Linked DNA regions of Homo sapiens: region 2 is linked to region 1. Evidence: chromatin contacts called from ENCODE Hi-C data. All regions are on one chromosome and are shown on one strand. The core of a region is the stretch at or near the end of the contact, and the rest is flanking DNA. Distances in the headings are between cores, read along the strand shown.

Region 1 (7,147 bases), core at 3,577-6,076:
GCAAACTTCAGTTTAAAAACATTAAATAAAAACTCTTGGCCGGGCACGGTGGCTCTCGCCTGTAATCCCAGCACTTTGGGAGGCTGAGGTGGGTGGATCAGGAGTTCAAGACCAGCCTGGCCAACATGGTGAAACTTCATCTCTACTAAAAATATAAATATTAGCTGGGTGTGGTGGCAGGCGCCTATAATCCCAGCTACACAGGAGGCTGAGGCAGGAGAATAGCTTGAACCCAGGAGGCGGAGGTTGCAGTGAGCTAACACCACCGCACTCCAGCCTGGGTGACATAGCGCGACTCTGTCCCAAAAAAAAAAAAAAAAAAAAAAACTAAACTAAAAAAAACCCCAACTCTTTGGCTGAGTGTGGTGGCTCACGCCTATAATTCCAGCACTTTAGCTTAGCTACTAAGTACAGGTAAAAAGTAGTAAGACTGTGGGATTGAACCAGGGTTGGGATTATGCCAAGTGCTTACAGTGGTCGGGGAGAAGCGTGAGGGAGTTGTGGTTGACTGTAGTGTGGTGATTTTAATGATGGACAATGGAATCTAAGCTAGATCAAATGGGAAGTGTGGACATAAGAGGGTGAGGGACTGTAAAAGAGTCTAGGGAGCCATGATGAAGCCCTGAATCAAGGGTTAGAAAGATGGGAATGATTTGGAGACTATACTATAGGAAAATCCACTCGTCCTTGCTGACTGGGTTCACTGGGACTCTCAAACCATAGGTGGGTCCTTAGCGCAACCTGGCGATTATAATATATTCCCATGGTCAACTCAGTCACCAACTGTCCCTGCAAGCTCTTTCACAAAGCCTCTCTCCTCCAACCTCCATTGCCCTCTGCCCCACATCCCCTCATTCTCAGCTGATGATGTGGCTCATTACTTTGCTGAAAAAACAGAAGCAATCAGAAGAGGCTGATCATCAGGCTAATGGATCTCCTTTGTCTCCTCTGACCCTAGCTCCTCAATGTCCACCGAGTCAATTTCTCATACACTAGCCAGAGTTATTACAGGAGCACTCACTCAGAACAAAATCCAAATTCCTTACCATGACCTAAAGCATCTCCGTGGCCTACCCACATGCTTGCCTCTGATTTCATCTCCCTCCCTCTCTCCCTGGCTGTCTCTGTCCTACCCACATGGATCTCCTTGCTTTTTTGCCAACACCCAAGGCATATTCCCACCTCAGGACCTTTGCACATGCTGCTGCAGTCTCTGGAGTGCTTTTCCCCCAAAAGTATATGTGGTACGCTTTCTCATTTCTTTCTTTCTTTTTTTTGAGACGGAGTTTCACTCTTATCGCCCACGCTGGAGTGCAATGGTGCCATCTCGGCTCACTACAACCTCTGCCTCCTGGGTCCAGGTGATTCTCCTGCCTCAGCCTCCAGAGTAGCTGGGATTACAGGCATAAGCCACCATACCTGACCAGTATGCATTATTTTAAATTTATCTTTAAATTCCACAAAACAATCATAAACATATCTTCCTTGTGAAAAATAAAAACATTACTGAGAAACTAACATTCCTTTGATCCCCTGCCCCCATCCCAGACAATCCTAGGCCACGCCCTGCTCCCTTTTTCCCAGAGGTAGCCACTCTTTACTGGGTATAAATCCTTCCAGGCCTTTTGCTATGCATTTATGTGCACTACATATGTGCCAATAGGGAATATATACAGTTGTCCCTTGATATCCCTGGGGGATTGGTTTCTGGACCCCTGCAATGCTAAAATCTGAGATGCTTATGTCCCCTGTAGAAAATGGCAGTGTTTACATATAACCTACATACAACCTCCTGTATACTTTATTTAATTTATTTTTTCATTAAAAACATTTTTTTTTTGAGATAGGGTCTCCCTCTGTCACCCAGGCTGGAGTACAGTGGCATGATCGGGGTCACTGCAGCTTTGACTTCCTGGGCTCAAGTGATCTACCTCAGCCTCCAGAGTAGCTGGAACTACAGGCATGTGCTACCATGCCTTGCTAATTTAAAACAATTTTTATTAGAGATGAGGTGTTTCTTTTTTCTTTTTTTTTGAGAGAAAGTCCTACTCTGTCGTTCAGGCTGGAATGCAGTGGTATCATCTCGGTTCACTGCAACCTCTGCCTCCTGGGTTCAAGCGATTCTTCTGCCTCAGCCTCTCGAGTAGCTGGGATTACAGGCATGTGCCACCATGCCCAGCTAATTTTTGTATTTTTACCATGTTGTCCTGGCTGGTCTCAAACTCCTGACCTCAGGTGATCCACCTGCCTCGGCCTCCCAAAGTGCTAGGATTACAGATGTGAGCCACCATGCCTGGCCTAGAGACCAGGTCTTGCTTTGTTGTCCAGGCTGGTCTCAAACGCCTGGCCTCAAGCGATCGTCTCTCCTGCCTCGGCCTCCCAAAGGACTGAGATTACAGGCATGAGCCACCACATCTGGCCCCTCCTGTATACTTTATTATTTATATATATATATTTATTTTGAGACAGGGTCTTGCTGTCACCTAAGCTGGGGGGCAGTGGTGCAATCTCAGCTCACTGCAACCTCTACCTCCTGGGCTTAAGCAATCTTCCCATCTCAGCCTCCCAAATAGCTGTGACTACAGGCATGAGCCACCACACTTGGCGAATTTTTTGTATTTTTTGTAGAGATGGTGTTTCACCATGTTGTCCAGGCTGGTCTTGAACTCCTGAGCTCAAGCAACCCACCCACCTTGGCTTTCCAAAGTATTGAGATTACAGGCATGAACCACCATGAGCAGCCCCTCCTGTATACTTTAAGTCAGCTCTAGATTTCTTACCTGCAATACCTAATACAATGCAAATATGTACATAGTTGTCATATACTGTATTTTTTTTTTTTCTAGAGAGCAAGGCAGTCTCGCTTTGTTGCCCAGGCTGGTCTGGAACTCCCGGCCTCCAGTGATCCTCCTTGCCTCAGCCTCCCAAAATGCTAGGATTACAGGTGTTAGCCACCACTCCTGGCCATGTATTTTTAAATATGCATTTTTTTAATTGTTGTGTTTTTTTCCCCCAAATATTTTCTATCTGTGGTTAGTTGAATTTACACATGTGGAACCTGAGAGGCTATGGAGGGTTGACTGTATATAGTACTGCCTGTGGTTTATTTATTTTTCTCATTTTATCTTTAGAAAGACTATTAGGATTAACACTATAGCTGGCCCAGATCTCCAAAAAATAAGACAACAAAAGTCTGAACTGATGTTCTTGAGCAGTTGGCCTATGTCTCATAGATGTATTTTGCTCTTGACCTAAGCTTAAGCAGGAATGTAGTTTGGAGTTTGCCATTTAGAATGGAGAGGATAGGGTTCTGCTAGCTGAGAAGCATTTATCATAGTCAGGGCTGACCCCAGAGTTCTGTTTATTTCAAACTCTGTCTCTCAGTTCATTCAGAGCTAGGATGTACCTGCAAAGTTGGAGGCTCAATTCCAAGCCACCAGAGAAGGTTGGTGGCTCCTGTGTTCCAAAGTGACCCCTATGGCTATCTTGTTCCTGGCTTCATCTATCATTGGAAAACCAAAAGCAACTATGTCTTTAGCAAGGAGCTTTGAAGCACCTCTCACAGAATTGCTGACTCATCCTTGATTTAAAGAGCAATGAACAGGTCTGACCTTTTTAGAAACAAACCATGGCACTACCTCCAGGAGACAGGACAAATTTCCTTTGACAGTGGACTACAGTGCCAGCGTGTATGGGGTGGTGCCTTGCCCAAGGAGTAACCCTCTAGCCTAGTTTCTGATAAAACCACCAGGAGCAGGACTATTTATTCATTTGAGAAGGGGTCTGGCTGTATTGTCCAGGCTGGTGTTGAACTCCTGGCCTCAAGTGATCCTTGTGTCCTGGCATCTCAAAGAGCTGGGATTACAGATACGAGCCACCACGTTGTGCCAGACCCAGGTTTTGTAAGGTGGCTTTGATGATAGGTTCTCAGAAAGAAGCTCCTTTCTCAAGCAAATTTGTCCTCCAAACTCAGAGCCGATGGGCTACAGGCCTCCGTGTAGGACATGTGCACGTTCTGCATTTCTCAAGGCAAGGAGACGTGAGCAGCCATGTGCTCATCTGCTTTGCCAAGGTCATCCTTTGCGTTCCCCTGACATCACAGTGGCCCTGACATTTCATAAAAGCACACACACGTGCCTCTTCAGTTTGGCCTTTTCGGATGCTGTGTCTGCCAGGCCAACTCTGTCTCCCTACTTGTTGATGGTGGGCAGAAAGTCTCACTAATTCATAAATTCTTGGCCAGAGTGTGCCCATCAACAGGGGTTACACTTGCCACCTCCTTAAATCCCAGCTCAATGCATTCTCCATGCTCCTGGCTATTCAGGTAGGACCGCCGCACCTCTGTGTTTCGGTATGGGGCTCGCCCAGAGAGGCCGCAGCCTTCGGCAATGCATCAGTGCACGGAACCTCCGCCATTCCCAAGGTTCGCTCAAGAGGATGAGTGTGCTTTGGGTATAGGGTTTCGGCAAGTCTTGGTCCTGAGGGCCAGGGTCACTGAGCGTAGGCTTCAGAAGGCGACTTCAGTGTGAAAACACCCACGCCTCCCTACCACACAAACAACGAGCCTCGGAGGAGGGCTGGAGGAGGGGACTCCCGAAAGCGGGAGGCTTGCGTTACGTAGTTGAGATATATCCGAGCTGCTAAGTTACAAGGGGGTGGGGGCTGTCCTATTTTGCCACCTTGGAGATGTGGAGGGAGCTGGGGTTTTGCGACGGAGACCTGGATAGCTGGGACTGGCGGCGGAACGCGAGGCCGGGGCGGGACGGGGGCGGAGCGGGCGCTGCGCTGACTGCCGCGGCAGAAAGGGGGCGGCCGCGCCCATTTCCTCTGCTCCGCCGCGGCCGGAGGTATCCGCATCGGCGAGCTGCGTCTCCCGGGTGTCGGCCCCGGCGGCTCCCCGACCGTGCCCGGCTGTGGCGAGGCGGCTCCAGCCCAGCCTGTGGCAGCCGCGACCCCCGGGGCGCTCCGGAGCCCACTGCGCGGCGCGCGTGCCGGCTGCCTGCATGGACGCGGCACTGAAGCGGAGCCGCTCGGAGGAGCCAGCCGAAATCCTGCCGCCTGCCCGGGACGAGGAGGAGGAGGAGGAAGAGGGGATGGAGCAGGGGCTGGAGGAGGAAGAAGAGGTGGATCCCCGGATCCAGGTAGGGCGCGCGGGGTCGCCCCGCATCCGGGCTTCGCGAGGGCTGCTACGGAGGTCGGTGTCTACGCGTACAGCCACTTCGCAGCCCCCAGTAACTGTGGTCCGGGGACTGGCGGCCACATAGGGTGGCAGGAGACGGTCTGTATGCTCCGTTTCATCGTCTCCACAATGAGGAGGCTACAGTGCCCGCGTGGATGCGGCCTGACTCTATTGCGGGGAGTCCCCCGCCGACCCGTAGCAGGATCGGGGTCGGTGCAGCGTGCCTGGTGGTTCGGGTGGATGTGCAACAAAGGGAAAAAGGGGGCGGGGGCGCCATGGTATCCTCGGGGGTACCCCTGCCCGGCCGCGGCACCGCGGGCATGGCACGGCGTCCAGGCTCTGCGAGGAGGTGTCGCCCGCGTGGGCGCCGGGCACCGTGGGCGGGTGGGCGTTGCCCTGCAGCGCGGGCTGGCACCGGTGCCCCGGGTGCAGAGTCCTCACTTGCCAAGGTGCCCGGCCTGAGCCGTTTTCCTTCTCTGATTGATTGTTAGCGAACTGAGCGGCTTATTGTCATCACTGGCTCAACGTTCTGCCTGGCTTGAAATTGCTTAAAACCCTGCTTTTCCTTGTTGTGAGGTTGGGCATGAAAAGAAATCGGGGACAACTGATGCGCAAAGCTGACGCGTGGAGGCGGCGAGGGGATTGGGCTGGCTGGCTGTGCCTCCATTTCCAAGAGAGATGATTAAAAAACAATTTCCAAGCCGAGATCTAGGAGTGACAGTTTCACCTCTTCACCCCTAAGCAAAAAGCAGAGCAAATCCCTTTCTAAGGCCCGTTTTTTTTCTACCTTTTCAATAAATCATTTTTTTAAAAAAATTGCTTTTAAGCATGCTCTGTAATTTCTGGATACCTAATTGGTTTTTTAGTGCACAGATCAATTTAAAAGCTCACTTAACTCAGTGGTTGGGGTTTAAATGAATTGTTTTGTCAGCTTAGCAAGATAAAGATCAGGTGGAAAAAAAATCCTTGCATTAGGAATGCTATTAATTAAAGTAATTGGTTTGGAATAAATCGTGTGTTACTGGTATGGGATTATGTTAGCAAGATCCTTTGTTTGCATAGTAATGATGAGTTAAGTTCATGTTGGATACTTTTTTTACAAAATGTCAGTTTGTAAATGTTTATTGAAAGGAATGGGATTAAAGCTAGTTTAAAACGTCCAGCTAAGTAGGTTGAATAATTGGCAGTGTGAAAAGATTTTCACCCTTTACAGAAAAATAATTCTGGTGAGTTAATACCAGAATTCTGCCCTTGATGATTTCACTGGGTTTATATTTTTGGCTTGGCCTTGCTTATTGTCTTTTATTGTTTTCTAAGCAAAGTTCTTGCTCAAGGCAGATGGTACTGTTTTGATTAGGCCATTAAACCATTTGTAACAGGTGGGGTTTACCTGAAGGCATGTACCTGGAATAGTTGACCTCTGACAAATTCCAAATGTCTCTGAAGACATTGTCAAAAGGGACACCCTCAAGAAAATGGTTTCAGAAATGCCGACATTCATTTGCTTTTCTAGTCAAGCCTCAACTGTTTGCCGTAAGAATTAATTCTGATTCTTCCCTTTTCCTGCAAATTGGGCTGGGGTAATTTTTCAGGTTATGGACTGAGTTATATTGGAAACAAAAGACGGATCCCTTAAGTCTTTTTTTCTCCCTCTTTTCTTCACCAGGGAGAACTGGAGAAGTTAAATCAGTCCACGGATGATATCAACAGACGGGAGACTGAACTTGAGGTACAGAGAGCTGAGTTCCTGTTCTTGGTGAAGTGATGTCACTCACACCGGCACAAGGCTGGTTAATTTTGTCTTCATAGCTGGAGTGTTATTGCTGGACCCCCCTCCTTGGGAGTTGAGCAACAGCTCCCTGACAGAATAAAATACACCACTGAGCTCAACCTGTGGGCGGAACGCATGTGGATCCAATTGCACATGTTGTTTTTCATTATGGAAGCTCCATGGGGCCTAAACCAAGT
Region 2 (6,849 bases), core at 4,350-6,849, 320 kb before region 1:
GGACTTGCCTTCCAGGCCTTAGTTCCTTCTTCTGTAAAATGGACACACTTGCCTGTTTCAGAGGACTGAGGTGATGATTAAGACCCGTGCACCTGCTTTGGTATGCACCGCATTAGACAGTGGGCTCACACTTGATTAGGATCGGAATCACCTGGAGGACTTGTTAAACACAGATTGATGGGCCCTACTCCCAGAGAGTCCGATTAAGTTGATCTGGGGTGGAGCCCAAGAATTTGCATTTCCAACAATTTCCCAGGTGCTACTGGTGCTGCTGCCTGGAGCCCACCTTTCGAGAGCCCCTGGTCTGCACCATACCAGGCTGTTGGATAACTCTGTCTGGGGTGGATTAGACAAAATTCTGCGGGCAGGAGGTTTTCCTGGCCACTGTCAGAATACCTCCTCTAGAACTTCCGATTTCAAAGCAAACAAGTTTGTTCAGCATGGACCCTTCTTTTTGTTGTTCTCCCTCTATCTGAGAACATCTCCCTGTTGCATTTTGCTATTCAAAACCAGAAGAAAAGAGAGTAGATGTAGATGATTTCTGGCTTTGTGTAACCCAACAAATAATAGCCACTAATAGCACTTGATATATATATAGTGGGAGAGATACCTGTATAGGAGCAGTCAGGATAGCTGGGAGATTGAGTGTTGGATGAATTTTAACTTGGATGTGGGAGATTAAGGTGCTGGTAGCAAGACTATTGTATTAGTTTTCTATTGCTGTATAATAAATTACCTCAAAACCTAGGATTTTAAAACAACACACATTTATATTTTATAGTTTCTGAGACTTAGGAAATCAAGAGTGACTTTGTGGGGTGGTTCCGGCTCAGGGTCTCTCATGAGGTTGCAGTCGTTTCCCAGGGCAGTGGTCATCTGGAAGCTTGACTGCAGCTGGAGGACCCACTTCCAACATGGCTCGCTCATGCAGCTAGCTGGTGGCTGTTCCTTGCCAAATGGGTCTGTCCATAGGGATCCTTGGGAGATGGCAACTGGCTTTCCCCAGAGGGAGGGACCCAAGATAGCAAGTGAGCAACCAAGATAGAAGCTGCAGTATCTTTTTTTTTTGGAGACGGAGTGTCGCTCTGTTGCCCAGACTGGAGTGCAGTGGTGCTATCTCAGCTCATTGTAACCTCCGCCTCCCGGGTTCAAGCGATTCTTCTGCCTCAGCCTCCCGACTAGCTGGGACTACAGGCGTGTGCCACCATGCCGGCTAATTTTTGTATTTTCAATAGAGACAGGGTTTCACCATATTGGCCAGACTGGTCTTGAACTCCTAACCTTGTGATCCGCCAGGCTTGGCCTCCCAAAGTGCTGGGATTACAGGCGTAAGCCACCGTGCCCGGTCTGCAGTACCTTTTATAACCCAATTTCAGAAGTAACATGCCATCGCATCTGCCATATTTTATTGGTTACACAAAACGACCCCAGAAAAATGTGGGAAGTGTTGTACAACGGATACCAGCAGGTGGGGAGCACTGGGGGCTAATCTTGAGACTAGCTACCAAGGTTATTTTCATTAAGAAGCTTCTCTCTCCCCTAACTCCTCTATTTCTTCTCAAATGAACTGGTCCATGAGCTTGCAGAATGTTCTGGAAGAACCATGCCAGGGCTGCATTTATCTTCCCTGCATACTCTACCCCTCTCCATTCTGTTCTGTGACCTCCCCAACACTGACTTCTAGATAGCACCAACCAGATTCTCTTATCCTCTGCTTTCCTGTTGGGTCCAGCCAGTGGGAGGCCGCAGCAGGAGTCAGGAGCGGAGAAGAGAGAGGAGACAGGATATGGATCGCCTGGCTCTCTGCCTGTCACACCGCTACGGTCTGGCTGTCTCTCTCACAGCCCCTGCTCCCGCCAGCCTGCTCTCTCCATAAGCTTCCCTCTCCTGCTTCTGGTAACCATTTCAGCCCTTCACACCTTCAGGCCTGGGGTGCTCATAGCTCCTGCTGTCGCTGGCCGCTGGGTAGTGCATTATCCTTTCTGGGTTCCCCTACATCCTGCCCACAGCTGTGTAAATCACTCTGTTCTTAAGATCTCCTCAATCAAGATTTGCAGTCTCCCTCCTGCTATGGCCCTTACGGCAGCAATACCTGACTGGCATCACAGTGAAATTTCTGCTCAGAGGAAAAAAGCCTCGTGGACATTTACTGTTTTGGCCCAACTATATCCCACTCCCCTTCCCCTGGTAACGCTGTCCCAGTGTTCCCCTGGGAAACAGTCCCCACCCCTCAATCCATGAATTTCAGGTCAGAGCTAAGCCTATCATCCCTCACCCTAATAGTGGCCATGTGACTCAGTGCTGGCTGATCAGAATATCACAGCCCTGGCCGGGTACGGTGGCTCACGCCTGTAATCCCAGCACTTTGGGAGGCTGAGGCAGGCAGATCATGAGGTCAGGAGATCGAGGCCATCCTGGCTAACATGGTGAAACCCTGTCTCTATAAAAATACAAAAAATTAGCTGGGCGTGGTGGCACGTGCCTGTAGTCCCAGCTACTCGGAAGGCTGAGGCAGGAGAATCGCTTGAACTCGGGAGGCAGAGCTTGCAGTGAGCCGAGATCATGCCATTGCACTCCTGCCCGGGCGACAGAGCAAGACTCCATCTCAAAAAAACAAAAGAATATCACAGCTCTCTGGCCGATCATTGATTCAGGATGGGCACGTGCCCTAAGCAAGAGCCCAGGTTGTTCATCTCTGAGACTTTAATTAGGGACTGTGTAAAAAGAGGAGCTTCTTCTCTAGAGCTGCTGAGAGGGGCAGATGAAGCCTAGAAGTCATGGCCATTGTTGCAACTACACGAGAGTCTGTCTGTGGGAGAAAATGATAAAGAAGAGTGCAGAGTAGAGTGTGATACTGTGTCCAGAGACACCATTTGAGCCCCTAGATTCAGCAATGGCTGAAGAGAATTTATTCTTAGACTCCCCAGTTACGAGTTAATATATTCTTTTTTTTTTTTGCTCAAACAAAAAGAAAAAGATGAAGAGAATGAGAAGGAAAATGAGAAGAAAAGTTATCTACAAAAAATTATATATGCATGATGCCTAGAGTTCATATATTGGTAATTTCATTTTTAACGGTGCAGCTGTTATTCAGATTTTTGTTTTACTTCAGTACTGAACACAAAAATAAAAAAACTTTCCAAACGGAAATAATGTTTCGTTGTGTTTTTTCTCAGCCTGTCTGAGAAACATTCTAAACATTCTTTGTGACTACCTATTCATTCATTCATTCATTCAGCAGTCAGCAAGCATAGAGCAGATTTTGTAAGCCAAGACAGTGCCATGCTGAACGCTGCAGAGACAAAAGATGAATAGGACACTGGCTCTGGTCTTAGAGGGTGGGTCTCCGTGGAGTCACGATAAAGATGCAAATCCAAGACTCAGCACATATTTGCATGTGGGCAATTCATTAATATCTCTCTGTCAGTTTTCCCCATCTGTAAAATAGCTGTAGCAAACCTTCTTTAGGGCTCATGGCAGTTAAGGGAGACCATTTATGTGCATCCAGCACAGAGCTGTCACTCACTACTAGGTGGCTACTCTAGGCATGGCTCATGTTCCGGCAGAGGGAACTCAGATAAATAGTTCAATGAGAAAGGGCTCTGTGAACTGGGAATGGGAAACACCAGTTCAAAAAGTGGAAGAGTCACAAGCTGTGATGAGAGAGTAGACCTTGAAGGATGGATGAGTGTTCATCAGAAGACGCCATTTCAAGCAGACAACAGTACAGGGGCCAGACTGTGCTCAGCACACTGGAGGAGCTTAAAGAAGTAGCTATGGCTGGACCAGAAACCCAGGTTCACAGTAAGGGCCATCATGTGAGCTCAGAGGTCAGGCGGAGCTGAGGCTGTGCAGAATGTGAACTTTGGCCTGAGGAACAGCAACTGTTGGGAGGTGAGAAACGGGAGAGCTGTGATTTGGATTGAGCAGAGTGGCAGCCCACCTGCAGGATGGTACCCAATGAGGTTCACCTCTGGGCATCTAACACCCTCTGTCTCTTTCCATAGGGAGCAGGGCTGACCTGTGTAACTCAATAAGATGGTGCCAAATGATGCAGTGTGACTTCTGAGACTAGTTAATAAAAGACATCATGGCTCCACCTGTGCTCTCTTGGATCATTTGCTTCAGGGGAAGCCAGGGGCCACATCATGAGGACACTCAGCTATCCCTATGGAAAGACCCAAGTGGTGAGGAGCTGAGACCTTTTGCTAGCAGCCAGCACCAACGTGCCAGCTGTGTGAATGGGCCATTTTGCAAGTGATCCTCTGTATTTGTTTCCTAGGTCTGCCATATCAAAGTACCCTGAACTGGGTGGCTTCAAACAACAGAAACTTATTGTCTCATAGTTGTGGAAGCTGGAAATCCAAAATCAAGGTGTTGGCAGAGCCATGCTTCTTCTGAAACCTGCAGGGGTGGGTTGTGTGTGGGGAGTTGTTTCTTGCCTCTTCTAATTTCTGGTGTTTGTTGGCAAGCAATTTCTGGTGTGCCTTGTCTAGTAGAGGCATCCCTGTGATCTCTGCCCCTGTTGTCACATGGTCATCTTCTCCCTGTGTGTGTGTCTTCTCCTCTTCTGATAAGGACATGTCATATTGGATTAAGGGCCCAGTTACTCTAGTGTGATCTCATTTTAACTTATATCTTCATTGCATCTGCAAAGACCCTATTTCCAAATAAGGCCACATTCTGAGCTATTGGGGGTTAGGACTACAACGTATCTTTTTTGGGGAAGACGCAATTTAATCAATAATATTCTCCAAATCCAGTGAGGCCTTCAACCGGCTGCAGCCTTGGTTGATATCTTCACTGTCACCTCGGCTGACATCTTGACTGTAGCCTCATGAGAGACCCGCTTTCCTGCCCCACAGAACTGGGTGAACTAACAATGTCCATGCTTGTTTTATGCCATTAAGTTTTGGGGCACTTTGTTATGTGGGAATAGGTAACTAACATTCAAAGGGAGGTTAGGGAATGAAAGACTGAAGCCAGGAGACCAGGACCTTTCTCTGGCCTGAGAAGGAACATGGCCTCCCAAGCAGTCCCACTCACAGATCTTCAGGCCACATCAGCTCTTGTCTCAAATCTAGGCCTTTGTGCACAAAACATTTCATACTTTTATGCCTATTTTGTCCTATATAAATCCACTTTGTTGAGAAATTGTTCTTTGAGTGGTCATTTCACTTGAGCGGTTCTGAGTTTCATTGAGAATCAAGAGCGGCCGACTCACCATCGGTCCTCTCTGAGGAGATCTTCTGTGCAGGGACACCTCCTGGGCTACTAGCCAGTGCTCTGATTGGCTGGCCTTGGGCTGGGTGCCTCCTCCTGGTTCAATATACCATGGCTGGGGGGTGGGGGCACAGGTACCAAGCAGGGCCACCTGTGGGGAAAAGTGGCCTGGGTGGGTTTCCCTCAGCAGGGGCTCTGGACAGGCCTGTGTCTTGAGAGCAGACATGGTGGGCTCTGGGACTTGGCAGTCTGTGAGGAGGCCTGGTTTTTTCCTCTCTAAGAACAGGGCTTTTAAATCCAGTGTGAATACAGCTCACTGTGCCTCTCACTTCCCGTGTGAGAAAAACCACAGAAAAGCACAGCTGCACCTACATGAGAAACCACGCAAACCAAGCCACTTCCCCCAAGTCTGGTTTAGCCAAAAATGCATTTGATTTCCTGTCTCCATGTTGTGGTCAAGATTGCCATTTGCTTCCTGAGTTTCAGGATCACAATCGACAAAAACATAATCACAACCATTAGTCATAGATATATTTTTTCCCTGAAAATGATTTATTTTCCCGTCCTCTACTTTGTTCTGTCATCTGGCAGCTACTTCTTTTAATTGTAAAAATTACTTTGTTCTACCACCATTAGTTGCTTTTCCCCTCATTTCTACTTCACGAGCAATTCATTCTAAATTGTTGGTAGAAAATAACTCAGGGAAAGTTCGTGGTGCTCTGCCCAGAAGGGCAGAATGAGGATCCTGCAGGTGCTGATTAGATGTTTACTGGGTGAAGTAGTTCTGCCAAGTCTGTATTTAGCGCTGGCCTCTCTTTCTCAGGCTTATTTGAATCATCTTGGCATAAGGCAATGATATGCATTTTTAGGTAATTTCTGTCTCCCTGGGGTTTGAGGCAGGGAAGCAGACTGGGCGGTGGGTAGCCACATCTGGGGCCGCTTCTGGACTGCCAGCTCACGCCTGGTGGGAGCTGCGCTGGGCGAGAAAGCGAACTCCGTCATCTGGTGGGAGAGGTCCTGCTCCCCTTCCAGAGGGACTTCCTAGGGCGTGGGGAACCCAAGGCTTGCTCAGGAATTCCAAGTCCTTGCTGCTTATTCCCTGAAGACTTGACTCATCCCAGACCTTTCCGAGGGATCAGTGAGTCAGCAGGGGCTGGTGCTGGCTCTGCTTTTTCCCACATGGTTTATTCAACATGCATTCTATGAATAAAAAACCGAGGCCCAAGGTCTCCCCAGTGAGGAGTTAATGGTGAGGCCATGCATGGAAACCCCATCAGTCTGACTGCAGAATCCACATTGTTAATTGTCCTGCCTAAAAGCCAGAAAAGGATCTGGAGGCCTACACCGTGGGGGAATAGGGAGATCATTTCATTTTTCTTGCTTTATAAAATCGTGTGATGTTTAAGCATATACTGTTTAAAATAACTAAAAAGGAGTTCAAACTAAATGGCCACATTTAAGAGGCAAATCACTGAAGACTAATTATCCATTCTGTACTTAAAAAATGATCTGAAACAGCTACTAGGCATGCAGTCAAAATCCTTTTTTAAATGGCTTTGAAATATTGGACACAAATTACACAGAAATCAGTGGCCTAAAAATGTCTTCACCATATTGAGTCTGATA

Evidence for each region. A loop is a pair of places that touch in the nucleus more often than their neighbours do. Pooled maps may share reads with other maps.
Region 2: a loop to region 1 is called in a pooled map, with 2.2 times the contacts of the local background. The contact joins the enhancer-like site here to the promoter of SH3BP5 in region 1. A Hi-C loop is called at or near these places in 3 of 37 single-sample maps with no recorded cell type and 3 of 50 pooled maps.

What each region holds. Positions count from the first base shown.
Region 1 is chr3:15,330,265-15,337,411 of GRCh38, reverse strand. SH3BP5 (SH3 domain binding protein 5) reads left to right here and starts at 4,826. Exons shown (of 9, transcript NM_004844.5): 1 at 4,826-5,141; 2 at 6,846-6,908. The coding sequence starts at 5,004. RefSeq lists silencers at 4,718-5,117, 5,198-5,257.
Region 2 is chr3:15,646,546-15,653,394 of GRCh38, reverse strand. It overlaps BTD (biotinidase), which reads right to left. Exons shown (of 4, transcript NM_001370658.1): 4 at 1-6,849. Among named protein-coding and RNA genes, the nearest start is that of MIR3134, 47 kb to the left of the region's middle. RefSeq lists a silencer at 5,459-5,753 and an enhancer at 6,180-6,713. Within about 2 kb of position 5,599, at least 26 of the 41 ENCODE cell types and tissues checked have a DNase peak (open chromatin) inside an H3K27ac peak, as active enhancers do.